4 separate regions of the Homo sapiens genome follow, and all the other regions are linked to region 1. A link is a contact called in ENCODE Hi-C or POLR2A ChIA-PET data. All regions are on one chromosome and are shown on one strand. Each heading gives the region's core, a stretch centred on a gene start or an enhancer-like site at or near the end of the contact. The rest is flanking DNA. Distances are from core to core; before and after follow the strand shown. Region 1 holds the start of HACL2 (2-hydroxyacyl-CoA lyase 2). Region 2 holds the start of DDA1 (DET1 and DDB1 associated 1). Region 3 holds the start of LYL1 (LYL1 basic helix-loop-helix family member). Region 4 holds the start of USE1 (unconventional SNARE in the ER 1).

Region 1 (3,125 bases), core at 545-3,044:
TTGTTTCAAGCCACCCAATTTGTGGTAATGTGTTATGGCCATCAAAGGAAATTAATAAAACACCTCAGGGCCTTTGCATGTGCCATCTTCTCTACCTGGATTACTCTTTCTCCAGATCCTTGTGGGGCCCATGTCCTCACTTCCTCCTGGTCTCTCTGCTCAACTGTCACCTCCTTAGAGAGTCCTTCTGCTTGTCCTAAGAGAGGCCCTTACTGTATCCCTCTAACTCAATAATTTGTTGCACTTCTCTTTAAATTTCGATCAATTTAGATACATGGTATTTGTTTCCTCCCCTGCCCCACACCCACCCCCTTTTTTTTAGAGACAGGGTCTTGCTCTGTTGCCCCAGCTGGAGTGCAGTGGCACGATCACAGCTCACTGTAGACACAACCTCTTGGGTTCAAGCAATCCTCCCTTCTCAACCTCCCAAGCAAAAGGGATAACAAGCACGTGCCACCATACTCAGCTAATTTTTTTTCTTTTAAAAAAAATTTTTTTTAGACAGAGTCTTGCTCTGTTTCCCAGGCTGGAGTGCAATGGCGTGATCTCAGCTCACCGCAACCTCCACCTCCCGGGTTCAAGCGATTCTCCTGGCTAAGTTTGTTTGTTTGTTTGTTTTTTGGAGAGACTGGGTCTCACTTTTTGGCCCCGGTTGGTCTCAAATTCCTGGCCTCAAGCGATCCTCCTGTCTTGGCCTCCCAAAGTGCTGGGATTACACACATGGACCACCATGCCAGGCTTGTTTCCCTTTTTAAAAAAATCACTTGTCCTCTGTGTATATTTGTTTCAGGGACTGTTGAATAATCCAGCTTTCGGCTGAGAAGCTTTTTGGACATTTGCCTAGTGACAATCTTTCTTTATCTGGGGAGAGATTGGTCAGATAATTAGTCTTGGAGCATGTTAAAGCTTTGTCTCCCAAGAAAGAATTTACATCTATTACAACATCTTTCTCTCTCTCTGGAAAATTGTATCCTTGTTATTAAGACTTTTTTTTTCTTTTTTAGCTTTACAGAAAAGCTGCAAAGATAGCAAGATAATTTTTGTCTACTCTTTATCCAGCTTCCCTGAATGCTAACATCTTATATAACCATAATACATTTACTGAAACAAAAAGATTAACACTGGTTCATTACTACTAACTCAACTCCAAACTTTATTTGGATTTCACCAACTTTATCCACAAATTTGTCCTTTTTTTGATTCCTGGATCCAGTCCAGGGTACTATATTGAATTTAGTTGTCACAGCTCCTTTCCCTCCTCTAGTCTGTGGCAGTGCCTCAGTCTTTGTTTTTCATGACCTTGACAGTTTTGTAGAGGTCTGGTTAGGCATTTTGTAGAATGTGACTCAGTGTGAATTTCCTTTGCTTACTACTATACCTATTATACAAAAAATATACACATATATATATATACATGCACAAATATTTATTTATAGTGTGGAAAATATACATAACATAAAATTTACCATTTTTTAAGTATTATTATTATTTTGTGAGACATGGTCTTGCTCTGGTACGGCCCCGCTGGTGTGGAAAGCGAGCTGTGTTCGGAGGGCCTGAACCTACGGGCTTCCACCGTGGGGCCAATGGAAAGCTGCGGAAGGTGGGCCCCCAAAGGTCTGGGCTCCTGAAGCCGCTGAGGGGCGTGGCCTCCTGGTTTTAAAACATAAAATGGGTGTGAGGTCTGCAGTGCGAGCCAATGAAAGGCAAGGGGAGGCGGGGTCTATGAGGGAGGCGGCCAGTAGAGGCAAGGCTCTTTCGGGTGGCCCCGGAGCGGGGCTCCGACTGTGCGCATGCGCATCGGGCCGGACTACGGGGCGCCGCTGAGCCAAGTGGGCCACCCGGGCACGGCCACGCTCCCGGGTCACGTGACACGGAGGGGGCCGAATTCTGCTGGAGGCAGCGCCATATCCTGGAGGTGAAGGTGAATAGCGTCGGGGGTCGAGCTGGTGTGGGAGAACCACATCCTGATGCGATGTGACCTCGACCCAGCCTGGCCCGGGGTCGGGGATCAGGCTCGGGCCCGTGCGCTCTTTAAGGGAGAGGCGTGGGTTGCGTGGAGGGTCGCGCCCGCTAACCCGGGGGCGTGACCTCGTGCCTCTTGGTGACGTAACATGGGGCGGGCTCACTACTGGGGCTGAGATTTGGGGTCCGGTTGTGGAAAGAGAGGCGGGGCTTCCGCCTGTCCATTGACAAGTAGGTAAGTGGAAGATAACTGTGTGGTGCTGTCGTCGCCACCTTGACTTGTGGTGGCTAGTTTGGGTGGGAGTGGTGGTGATGTAAAGGACTGGGGCTAGCCCCGCGAGGGGCGTGACCTTGTCACGGAGAGGCATGGCTTCACCCCGAGCCTAGGCGCACAAAGGGCGTGGTCTGGCAGGGTTGGGGGCGTGGCCGCACAGAAACTGGCGGCAAGGGTCGTGGCCCTGGATCCTGCTGCGAGAAGGGGCGCGATTTCTTCCGGAGAGGTTCCCTGTCGCGCCCAAGTCTGGGAAGTGCCCTTTCTCTCTTAGGTACCACCTCATGGAGACCCCCGCGGCCGCCGCCCCCGCTGGGAGCTTATTCCCCTCCTTCCTGCTCCTGGCCTGCGGGACGCTGGTGGCCGCCTTGCTGGGCGCCGCTCACCGCCTGGGGCTCTTCTATCAGCTGCTGCACAAGGTGCGGGGCACAGAATGGGAGGTGGGCTGGGGGCAGTCAAAGAGGGAGGGGCCTCGTGGTGCTGCTTCCAGCTCACTCATTGTGCAGGGTGGGAAAGCGAGCCCCGACTAGTCCAGAGGGACTGGTAAGAGGTTCTGTCCAGGGCCCTGTCTCCATTGCCACGCTGTGTATGGAGGCCTGGACTTTGCCACTGGTAAGAGAGAACACGGAAGCTGCCGCTGCCGGGGCACTCGCACCCCACCTACCTCCTTCCCCAGTGACTCTTTTCACAGAACAGATGGACAGCACTCTGTGCTCCCTAACCTGGATGGGATAAATGGGGCAGAGGGCAGGCTCCAGCGAGGGGGTGGCAGTGACAGTTTCATAACAGTTGCCCTCTGCTGAGCTCAGTACTGTAGACTTTCTTACCTACCCCTTACCTTTTCCTTGAAAGTAGGTGCTGTTCTTTCTGTCTTCATTTTCTGCAAGAG
Region 2 (3,309 bases), core at 671-3,170, 2.2 Mb before region 1:
TTGATGCACATCTTTAAAAGCTCCTTCTGGCCGGGCGCAGTGGCTCACACCTGTACTCCCAGCACTTTGGGAGTCCGAAGCGGGTGGATCACAAGGTCAGGAGTTCAAGACCAGCCTGGCCAATATGGTGAAAACCTGTCTCTACTAGAAATACAAAAATTAGCCGGGCATGGTGGTGGGTCCCACCTACTTGGGAGGCTGAGGCAGGAGAATGGCTTGAACCCAGGAGGCGGAGGTTCCAGTGAGCCGAGATCATGCCACTGCACTCCAGCCTGGGCGACAGAGCAAGACTCCATCTCAAAAGAAAAAAAAAAAACAACCTCCTTCTCAGGCCCCATGCAGTGCCTCACACCTGTAATACCAGCACTTTGGGAGGCTGAGGCAGGATCACTTGAGCCCAGGAGTTTGAGACCAGCCTGGGCAACATAGGGAATCCCCATCTCTCCAAAAAGTACAAAAATGAGCCTGGTGTGGGGATCTCTTGAGCCTCCAGTCTGGGCGCCAGAGTGAGACCCTGACTCCAAAAAAAAAGTTCCTTCTGGTTCAGGTGAATTATGAACTGCCAAAGGGGTGAGAGCAAGGCTAGGAGACCAGGGAAGAAGCTGGGACAGGTATGCAGGTGGGAAGTGGCAGTACCTGCAACAGGGCATGAAGCCATGGATGAATTCAGGTGTGTTCAGAAGGCAGAGACAATCTAATCCACTTATGATTGGCTGTAGGGATGAGACTGTACCAAGGTATCAAGGACAACTCCCAGGCTTGGGGACCCGCACACTAGGAACCCACCTTCCCATTTCCTTCCTGAAAGGGAGTCTTCCTTTCATCCCCACCACATCCCAAGGACTGTGGATTGTGGGCTGGGACTCTGGGTCAGGGGACAAAGGAGACTTGAGGTATCTTGACCAAGCTTCCCATCACCCTTCCCAGCCCTCAGGATGCCAACTAATGGGGGTTGTGGAGAGGCTTTAGTTCCACTCTGAGGGTGGGTCACCATCCCACTTTTCAGGTGGGGAGACTGAACCCCGAAGAACCACCAGACCCAAATTCCAGGATGACTGAGGAACCCTGAAGGAATTTCAACCTTCCAACAGCCAGGTGGGGACGATCCACACTTCATAATGAGGGGACAGCTAGAAGAGAACGTCACTGGCCTCGAGTCACCCAGCTCATCTGTTGAGCATTCACTATCCTGAGTCCTTTACGACGTCAGTTACCTAAATTGTCACCACCCTAAGAGGTTCAGACTACTGCTACCCTCATTTCACAGGGACAATCCATGCGGATCGGAGATAAAAGTTTTTCATTCTTAGAGGCGGGTAAGGGCCCAGAATGGTGGAGGTGGGGTCAGGGCCCGGGGAACCGGGACAATCGGCGATGTCGCACTTCCTTTGGCGACAAAGCCCTGCATATCGCGGTGCCAAGCCCCCTCCCCCGCCCCGGGGCCCAGGCCGGCCTCCCAAATTCTCCTGAACTGAAGAGATCCAGGTCCGGCGTGCTGAGAACGAGGCCAGACCAGGGGGTCTTACGGGACCCCATCCCCACCCCAGACGATTTCCGGGGGGAGCCGCAACCCGGAAATGAATGAGTTGTCAGGGCTTGGTATCCTGGATGGGGTCAGGGGTCGGAGAAGGAGTGGCAGTGGGATCAGCAGGAAGCTCTCGGTAGGGTCCGGGGGTCGAAGGTCACAGGTGAGTGGGAGGGGCGGGCCGGACCTGAGGGGACCGGGCAGAACGGAGAGGGGCCTAGGGGGATACTAGAGGTGGGTGGGACCACAGCGCCATTTTGTCTAGCAGAGGGGGAGTGGGGGCCTGGAGGCCATCCTCACCATCTTCTGTTTCCTCCGTCGCCGCCTCGGCCGCCGCCTCAGCCTCCACCGCCGCCACCAGAGCCGCCTTCTTAGCCGCCGCCTCACAGTAACTTCCAGCCACGGCACAGCCCACACTGATGGCGCCACCACCTCCCTGTCATTGGTGTGCAGTCTAGCCCCGCCCCCACATAGGAGCGCTTTGCACGCTTCCATTGGCCGCATCCAGCTAACTCATGCGCCCATTGGTTGCCACGCCTCCTCCCATTGTGGTCAAGTTCGGTTGAAGAAGCAAAGCACCTCCCGGTACTTGGAAGCAATGAAAGTGAGATCCGGAAGTGGGCGGAGGCCTCGGCCGCGAAGTCTCTTGGGAGCTGTAGTTTACAGCTCCGCGAGGCTCTCTAGAGCTTTTGTGTGTCTGTGTGTTTTTAAGATGCGAGGTTCGGCCGGGTGCGGTGGCTCACTCCTGTAATCTTAGCACTTTGGGAGGCCGAGGCGGGTAGATCGCCTGAGGTCAGCAGTTCGAGACCAGCCTGGCCAGCATGGTGAAACCCCATCTCTGCGCCTGTAATTCCAGCTAGTAGGGAGGCTGAGGCAGGAGAATCACTTGAACCCGGGAGGCGGAGGTTGCAGTGAGCCAAGATCGTGCCATTGCACTCCAGCCTGGGCAACAAGAGCGAAAATCAGTCTCAAAAAAAAAAAAAAAAAGCCAGCCGGGCGCAGTGGCTCACGCCTGTAATCCCAGCACTTTGGGAGGCCGACGCGGGTGGATCACGAGGTCAGGAGATCGAGACCGTCCTGGCTAACACGGTGAAACCACGTCTCTACTAAAAATACAAAAAATTAGCCGGGCGTGGTGGCGGACGCCTGTAGTCCCAGCTACTCCGGAGGCCGAAGCAGGACAACGGCGTGAACCGTGAGTGAGGCGGATCTTGCAGTGAGCTGAGATCGCGCCACTGCACTCCAGCCTGGCGGACAGAGGGAGACTCTGTCTCAAAAAAAAAAAGGCGGGGCACGGTGGCTCACGCCTGTAATCCCAGCAATCCCAGCACTTTGGGAAGCCGAGGCGGGCGGATCACGAGGTCAGGAGTTTGAGACCAGCCTGGCCAACATGGTGAAACCCCATCTCTACTAAAATACAAAAATTAGCCGGGCGTGGTGGCGGGCGCCTGTCATCCCAGCTACTCAAGAGGCTGAGGCAGGAGAATCGCTTAAAACCAGAAGGCGGAGGTGTCAGTCAGCCGAGATTAAGCCACTACAGTCCAGTCTGGGCAACAAGAGCTAAACTCCCTCTCAAAAGAAAAAAAAAAAAAAGACACAGGGGTCTTGCTATGTTTCCCAAGCTGGTCTCGAACTTCTGGCCTCAAGCAATCCTCCAGACTTGGCTTCCCAAAGTTCTGGGAGCCATCGTGCCGGCATCTTCTTGTGTTTATTACGTTTTTAAAGCAGCCCTAGAAGATAAGAACCATAACACTCCCTAGCTCCTCCTCGACACCGTCTTGCTC
Region 3 (3,496 bases), core at 880-3,379, 2.0 Mb after region 1:
CAACCAGACCCCCCCTGGACCTGGGGCTGCCGCTGGGCCAGGCATAGACTGAACCAATAAAGAGATGTCACGTCACCTTCTCCCGATTGCCTGTGGTTTGTGTATTGGTCCATACAGCTGCATGACTGGGATCTGTTCCTCTGGGGATCGTTCGCCCCTGCCTGGCTGGAGTGTTGAGTCTGTATGGGAGGTAGGAGCTGACCATCTGCACAGTGGTCGGCCCCTCTGCAGCGAGGGTCACTGAGCCACCCCAGAGCCGGAGCCAGCGATTCCCGAAGCGGCCACGGGGCGGCAGCTGTGCGCTCGCTCCCGCGGGGGTTCTGCCCCTCTTCCCCCTCCCACCTTCAGCGCTCTCCAGGCCACGGGCTTGCGCATAGTGGGGCGCTCCTGCCCGGTAGCCCCCACGTGTCTTCGCGCCGCTGCCTCCTCGCCGCCTGGTTTCTTTGGCCCAGCTCTCCAGGGGCCACAGTGGCGGAAGCTGGACCGGAACCAGGCGCCCTGTGCATCCGCTCCAGACCAGGTGCTTCCTGCCCTGAGGCCCGGGGCGAGGGGGGCGTGCACACAAAGAGGGACCTCGCAGGCTGCTGCCCAGACACCCAGTGAGGGGGAGCTGTACCCCTCCCTGCCCTCCAGAGTGGGGTTTAGTAACGTTAACGAAGAGTCCTGGGGCAGGATCCCCTCTCTGGCTCCTGCTCCCTTCATCCCCATCTGTAATGAGGCTAATCTTAGGACCCTCCTTGTAGCGATATCAGAGTTAGCGCTTAATTTTTTTTTTTTTTTTTTTTTTTTTGAGGCAAGGTCTAGGTGTGTGGCCCAGGCTGGAGTGCAGTGGCGCAATATTGGCTCACTGCAGCCTCCACCTCCCAGGCTCACGCCATCCTCCCACCTCAGCCTCCAGAGTAGCAGGGACTACAGGCACGCACCACCACAACCAGCTAATTTTTGTATTTTTTGTAGAGATGGGGTTTTGCCATGTTTCCCAGGCTGGTCTCAAACTCATGAGCCCAAGCAATCCGCCAGCCTCAGCCTCCCAAAGTGCTGGGATGACAGGCATGAGCCACCAAGCCCGGCCTTTACTGCATAAAACTTTAGTTCCTGCTTCTTTGGAGGAAAGCAATGGAGGTGTTGATCGTGGGGTCCTGGGCTCCACCCCATTCCTGGGCGGGGGGGGGGGGGGGTTGGTAGTCCTGCTGCTGGGTGCCTGCCTGCCTGGGGGCTCTTGCAGTTGCCCAGATACACAGACGGGCCAAAGCATGAGTATCACAAGTGGGTGGCAGTCTGGTAGCTGCTGCTGCCTGGCTGTGCCCAGAGCCTCTCCCTGTGGGAGGCTCCAGTAGGGTCTTGAGGTTTACCACCAAGCCAGGATAACTGCCCCCCATGAAGGGGCCGGGTGCTGTGGGGTGAGGGCCATGGACCACCAAGTTGGAGTTATGTGATCCTGTAGCCAAGAGGCCTATAGTTGTGGGGACCTGTTGGGCATCTACTGGAAGGTCACACCAGCCCCAGCACCCTAGGAAATCCAACTTCCCCACCCCACCCCTGACAGCCATGGCTCTTCCTCTCACCCTCCTGGGCTTGGAAATGTGTGGATACTGTGCTGAGGGCTTGGGACACCTGCCCAGGCTGGACACCCAAGGCCAGACTGTTAGAACTGTTCCCCTTTGGGTGCCCCACTCCCGGGTAGGGGTGGTGGAGAGGAGGGAAGGGCCTCTGTAAAAAGAGGAACCAGGCTGGGTGAGGAGAGGAGGTGGGGGCCCAGGGTCACGCGGCCCCAACGGGCCGGAAAGGGCTCTCCCTCACCCCCATCAGCACAGACATTCGGGCAGGGAGTGTGCAAAGCCAAAGGGCAGACTCGGACATAAGAGGAGGCAGCTTCCCTGCCTCAGTTTACCCCCTGCGTGCATCCAGGCACCTCCCTCCCCGGCTGCCCTGGGGCCCGGGTCCCCAGAGGCCCGGGGTCCCTACAGTGGCTGGGGGAGCGGAAGGCGAAGCCCTGAGGGGTGGCGGACCGAGTCCTGCCAGCGCCGGCTGGGGGCGGGGCCGGGAGGCCCGCGCTGCTAGGTCCCCGCCCGCTGGTTTCCTCCGGGGTCAGCCAGGCTCCTTATCAGGCGCGGCCAGGCAGCCTGGCCCTTATCTGCACTGGGCCAGCATCCTCCGGCCGCTGCGCCGCCAGGGGTGAGAGGGAGGAAACCGGGCCGCCGGGGGCGGGGAGAAGGCGGGCCGGCCCGGGAGCCGCTCACTTTCCCTGGGGGGGACCTACGCGGAGACCTCGGCTATCCTGGCCTTCCGAGGCCCACGAGGAGGCGCGGCCCAACGCCGGGGCCTGGAGCATTGAGGCCGGACCCTCGCGAGACAGCAGAGCCTGGCCTGACGCTGGAAACCACACCCTGGCCCAGACTGCCAGCCCTGACGGGACAGAGCCAGGGCACTCACCAGGCTGCAAGAACAGTGCTGGGGTAAGAGGGGAGCGGGCCTAAAGGTGGAGGATCCCGGGCCTGGGACCCAGCCTGCATTCCTTTGTTCATTCCTTCATTCATTCATTCACCAGCAGGGACCCACTAGTGAGGGGCCAGGCCTGCTTCCCCAGGGCCTAGCTGAGGAAGACAGGGCAGAGGGGCCAACAGTCTCACACCTTGCTGGGACATCCTGGACTCTGGAACCAAGAGCAAACAGGGATGTCAAAACAGTATGCAAAACTGTGGATGATCGCGGGGCATTGTGGTGCATGCCTGTAATCCCAGCACTTTGGGAGGCTGAGGCAGGAGGATCACTTGAGCCCAGGAGTTCCAGACCACCCTGGACAACAGAGTGAGAACCTGCCTCTACAAAAAAAATTTTTTTTTTTAAATTAGCCGGGCATGGTGGCACATGCCTGTACTCTCAGCTACTCAGGAGGCTGAGACAGGAGGATGGCTCGAGCCCAGGAATTTGAGGCTGCAGTGCACTATGATTGCACCACTGCACTCCAGCCTGGACAACAGAGGGAGACCCTGTCTCTAAAAAAATAAACAAATTTTAAAAAGCGTGGATGCTGATGAGGATGGGGGCTTCCAAGCCAGAGGGAGGGTTGGGGCATGACTGGACTGGACTGGGCAGTGGGGTCAGTGTTTGGGGGTCTAGGGTCAGCATTTGAGGTCATAGTGTCAGTAGTGGGGTCACAGGGTTGCTATGGGGGATGTTTGCAGTGGGAGTGGGGGTCACTCAAGCAATTATGGAGCACTTTCAGGGACAGCAATGGGAAGAACCGCAGGGTCATTCTTGAGGTGCAGAGGGTCAGCCTGGGTGGGGGCTGGGGGCCTTCCGTGAAGGGTCAGAGTCCATCTTGGAGGGATTCCAAGCTCACATGGCATCAATGAGTTAATGAGGAGTCTCTGGGTTGGATCTTTAGATCTGAGGATAACAGGGTTAATCTTGGGGTTTCTGGGGATCCCAGGATCAGTTAGGGGCTCCCTGTCTTGTTCCCTCTCCAGGCTGCAGAGGTGAGGGAATTCTGGAA
Region 4 (3,526 bases), core at 497-2,996, 2.1 Mb before region 1:
CCCAAACCTGTCCCTTCTGACCTCAACCTCCTCACCTTCAGTCAGGACATGGGGAAATCCCATGACCTCTGAGCCTGTTTCCTCAACCTTAAACTGGTAACGACAACTCATATTTTTTTTTTTTGAGACGGAGTTTCACTCTTATTGCCCAGGCTGGAGTGCAATGGCTTGATCTCAGCTCACCGCAACCTCTGCCTCCTGGGTTCAAGCGATTCTCCTGCCTCAGCCTCCCGAGTAGCTGGGATTACAGGCGTGAGCCACCATGCCCAGCTAATTTTGTATTTTTACTAAAGACGGGGTTTCTCCATGTTGGTCAGGCTGGTCTTAACTCCTGACCTCAAATGATCCGCCCGCCTCGGCCTCCCAAAGTGCTGGGATTACAGGCGTGAGCTGCCGCACCTGGCCACAACAACTCATATTTTAAAAGATTGAGCTGATCCACATAAAGTGCTCAGAAAGGAACTTGTCATCCTCTTTTACGGCTGAAGAAACTTATGTGTCTTGTAAGTTGCAAGCCAGGACTCAAACCCTGCTCTTGGGCCAACTCTGGGGCTTAACCAGACACATTCCATTTTTGCCTTGTACCAAATTCCTATTCATCTAGCAAAGCCTTAGCCACAATGCCCCTCTGTTGGGCAGCCTTGTGTGATGACCCAGGGAAGAGATTGCTGGACCCCCTTAGGGTTCCTGTATCTGACAGTATTGTGGTTCTGGCTGCCTACAAGCATAGAACCCCTATTCCTGTCCAAGGGATTCCCAGGGACCAGGGAAGGAGCCCTACCGTGCCTAGTAGCTCACTCCGCATCTCGCTGGTGTACCGCGCCCGTGACTGCAGATGCACCGTCTTTGTGGCGGGCACTCGCTCTCTGGCTGTGGTTGGCACACGGCCAGGGGCCAGGAACTGGTTGGCCAGTGCTTTCTCTGAGGAGGAGGTCTGCAGAAATGTGGGAAGATAAGTCACTGGAGGGGCAGGTCCTGGGGACCAAAGTGAGCGGTGATGGGGGCTGAGGGGGCAGGGGCACCCCTTCTCACCAGCTTCTCGGCTTGCAGCATCCCCTTCAGAAAATCCACCTTCCAGGAATATTCATTGATCACCTCAGAGGCCGGTTTGCTGGAAGGCAGGAAGAAGAAAAACAAAACCTGTCCATGGTCCCCAGCTCAGGGAAGGGTCCCAGCTGGGATAGCGGTACTGGGATGTCCAGTAGCACAGCCACGTGCTGATGTGAAAGCCCTGAGGCTGCCTGCACTCACCTCGCGTGGACCTTCAGGGCCTGCAACATGTCCTCTAGGGCTCCCACGTACTGGGGAGGAAAAGTGGATTGTCACCCGGGGGTCTTTCCCATGTCCTGATCATGGGAGTCGGGGGGGCGGGGCCGACAAATGGGAGGGGTCAAGCGTAAAGGAGGCGGGGCCAGTGGGGGAGGGGCGGAGTCCCAGGGACGGGGGCGGAAGCTACAGGTGGACGTGGCGGGACTGACCGGAAAGGGCGCTGCCCGAGAGGCTACTGGGGCCGGGGAGTCGGGCCAGGTGGCTTCCAACCCTAGGAATCACCCCCCGGGAGTCGGGCTCTACGCGGCAGTGCGAGATCCCCTCACCTTCTCCAGGCGCCACTCGTCCGGGTCCCGTTTCTCCGCTGCCATCGCCTCGCAGCGGGATAGCAGCCGCACCAGGTTTAGCTCCAGCCTCGACGCCGCCATTATCGCCCGGCCCTACACCACCCCTTCCGCCGGCTCCATGTTAAGAGAGGGCGGAAGTGCCTTCAAGTGGCCTTCCGGGCGGATGTTTCCCCCGCGCTCGTTAGCTGGCCCATCTTTGTTTGGAGCGGAAGTAATATCTTGTTTTGAGACGGGGCGCTGGGCCGGGCGCGGTGGCTCAGGGCTGTAATGCCAGCATTTTAGGAGGCAGAGGTGGGAAAGGATTGCTTGAGGCCAGCCCGGGCAAGATAGCGCTACTCTATCTCTATTTTAAAAAAATAGGAGAGGCGCCACCCCATTCTTACTTAGGCGAATCACTTGCTTTTCCTCGAGAGCATGTTAACCCTTCGGGAATGATAGGACGACCGGGGTCTTCTGGTGTCAGACCCGCGTGCAGTGTGCCCTTTTGTTCTGTTTTGCCTGCTCAAAGTACCTCCCCGCACCCCACTCCTACCTGGATTCTTCCCAGTCGGAGCTATTTCACGTCCACACACCCTTCCCGATTTCTGTAGCCTGGGATTCAGGAATCCAAGGCTTCCCCCACCTCAGCAGGGCTCATCTGTATTGTGGTTATGGGTTTCCAGGTCACAGCTCCAGCTCTGATTCCATCCTCGGCCCTGGGAGAGTTTAACTTTTCTGGATCCGCTTCTTCCCCCGGGAAATGGACAGTGTGACAGTACCTGCCTCAAGGGGCACATGAGACAGCTCTGCCTGAGAGTGAGCAAGGTGGGGCTGGGTCCCCCCTAACGCCCAGACCCCCATGGAGAACCCCTTCCCAGCCCACCTCAGTACCTGGAAGCTGAGTACCCCTATGCCTTGCAGTGCCTCTCTTCTGGAGTGACAGGATGAGGGTGGGGGCTTCACAGGAACCAGGGCCTGGCATGCAGCCTTCATGTTTTCCCACACCTTAGGTCATCTGCACCTTGGTTACACCAGTGGGCCTGATGTCCTTGAAAAATATCATAGACGGGTAGGTGCGGTGGCTCACACCTGTAATCCCAGCACTTAGGGAGGCTGAGGCAGATGGATCACCTGAGGTCAGGAGTTTGAGACCAGCCTGGCCAACATGGTGAAACCCCGTCTCTACTAAAAATACAAAAATTAGCCGGGCGTGATGGTGGGTGCCTGTAATCCCAGCTACTTGGGAGACTGAGGCAGGAGAATCGCTTGAACCCAGGAGGTGGATGTTGCAGTGAGCCGAGATTGTGCCACTGCACTCCAGCTTGGGCAACAAAGCAAGACTCCGTCTCAAAAAAAAAAAAAAAAAAAGAAAATACCATGGAGGGCCAGGTGCGGTGGCTCACGCCTGTAATCCCAGCACTTTGGGAGGGTGAGGTGGATGGATCACTGGAGGTCAGGAGTTTGGAGAGCAGCCTGGCCAACATGGTGAAACCCTGTCTCTATCAAAAAACACAAAAATTAGCTGGGCTTGGTTGTGCGTGCCTGTAATCCCAGCTACTCGGGAGGCTGAGGCAGGAGAATCGCTTGAACCCGAGAGGTGGAGGCTGCAGTGGGCCGAGATCGCGCCACTGCACTCCAGCCTGGGTGACAGAGCGAGACCGTGTTTCAAGAAAAAAACCCACAACAAACAATGGAGACCAAACCCAGGGCCCATCAAAGGGGCCTCTAGAGGCTGGCAGGGCAGAGTCTAAATCCCAGCCATGCCCCTCCCAACTGTGTGGCCTTGGAGAAGCCCCTCAACCTCTGGCATGTGCTGTCTGAACTTGGGTTCTTCACGGTGCCCCAACCAATACCAGCCAGCCAGTTCCCACGACTCCCATCCGATGGCAGCCTGGGAGCCCATCTGTTCCTGTCCTGCTGGGCCCACCAGG

What was found. Hi-C counts contacts between places; a loop is a spot of excess contacts on that map. ChIA-PET counts read pairs that join two places held with the same protein, here RNA polymerase II (POLR2A). Pooled maps may share reads with other maps.
Region 2: a pooled map shows a loop between it and region 1 (10-fold over the local background). The contact joins the promoter of DDA1 here to the promoter of HACL2 in region 1. A Hi-C loop is called at or near these places in 1 of 37 single-sample maps with no recorded cell type and 7 of 50 pooled maps. POLR2A ChIA-PET finds 5 or more read pairs at or near these places in 1 of 52 experiments (naive thymus-derived CD4-positive, alpha-beta T cell).
Region 3: a pooled map shows a loop between it and region 1 (15-fold over the local background). The contact joins the promoter of LYL1 here to the promoter of HACL2 in region 1. A Hi-C loop is called at or near these places in 1 of 37 single-sample maps with no recorded cell type and 2 of 50 pooled maps. POLR2A ChIA-PET finds 5 or more read pairs at or near these places in 1 of 52 experiments (activated CD8-positive, alpha-beta memory T cell).
Region 4: a loop to region 1 is called in a pooled map, with 8 times the contacts of the local background. The contact joins the promoter of USE1 here to the promoter of HACL2 in region 1. A Hi-C loop is called at or near these places in 4 of 50 pooled maps. POLR2A ChIA-PET finds 5 or more read pairs at or near these places in 2 of 52 experiments (OCI-LY7 and naive thymus-derived CD4-positive, alpha-beta T cell).

What each region holds. Positions count from the first base shown.
Region 1 is chr19:15,124,455-15,127,579 of GRCh38, reverse strand. It overlaps HACL2 (2-hydroxyacyl-CoA lyase 2), which reads left to right and starts at 1,794. Exons shown (of 16, transcript NM_006844.5): 1 at 1,794-1,924; 2 at 2,511-2,655. The coding sequence starts at 2,521. It overlaps ILVBL-AS1 (ILVBL antisense RNA 1), which reads right to left. Exons shown (of 3, transcript NR_186314.1): 2 at 3,075-3,116; 3 at 1,406-1,653. RefSeq lists silencers at 1,651-1,720, 2,291-2,340 and enhancers at 1,941-2,030, 1,525-2,288, 2,289-3,054.
Region 2 is chr19:17,308,174-17,311,482 of GRCh38, reverse strand. DDA1 (DET1 and DDB1 associated 1) reads right to left here and starts at 1,920. Exons shown (of 5, transcript NM_024050.6): 1 at 1,826-1,920. The coding sequence starts at 1,828. RefSeq lists a silencer at 1,605-1,704 and enhancers at 1,492-2,055, 2,145-2,334, 2,056-2,617.
Region 3 is chr19:13,101,491-13,104,986 of GRCh38, reverse strand. LYL1 (LYL1 basic helix-loop-helix family member) reads left to right here and starts at 2,129. Exons shown (of 4, transcript NM_005583.5): 1 at 2,129-2,456. It overlaps TRMT1 (tRNA methyltransferase 1), which reads left to right. Exons shown (of 17, transcript NM_001136035.4): 17 at 1-80. The coding sequence ends at 52. It overlaps LOC105372282 (a long non-coding RNA gene), which reads right to left and starts at 571. Exons shown (of 2, transcript XR_001753871.2): 1 at 343-571; 2 at 81-179. RefSeq lists enhancers at 387-446, 358-652, 587-666, cis regulatory regions at 76-656, 1,456-2,376 and a silencer at 1,747-2,356.
Region 4 is chr19:17,213,577-17,217,102 of GRCh38, reverse strand. USE1 (unconventional SNARE in the ER 1) reads right to left here and starts at 1,746. Exons shown (of 8, transcript NM_018467.4): 1 at 1,596-1,746; 2 at 1,252-1,301; 3 at 1,033-1,111; 4 at 782-934. The coding sequence starts at 1,697. RefSeq lists a silencer at 1,353-1,422 and enhancers at 1,443-1,762, 1,526-2,106.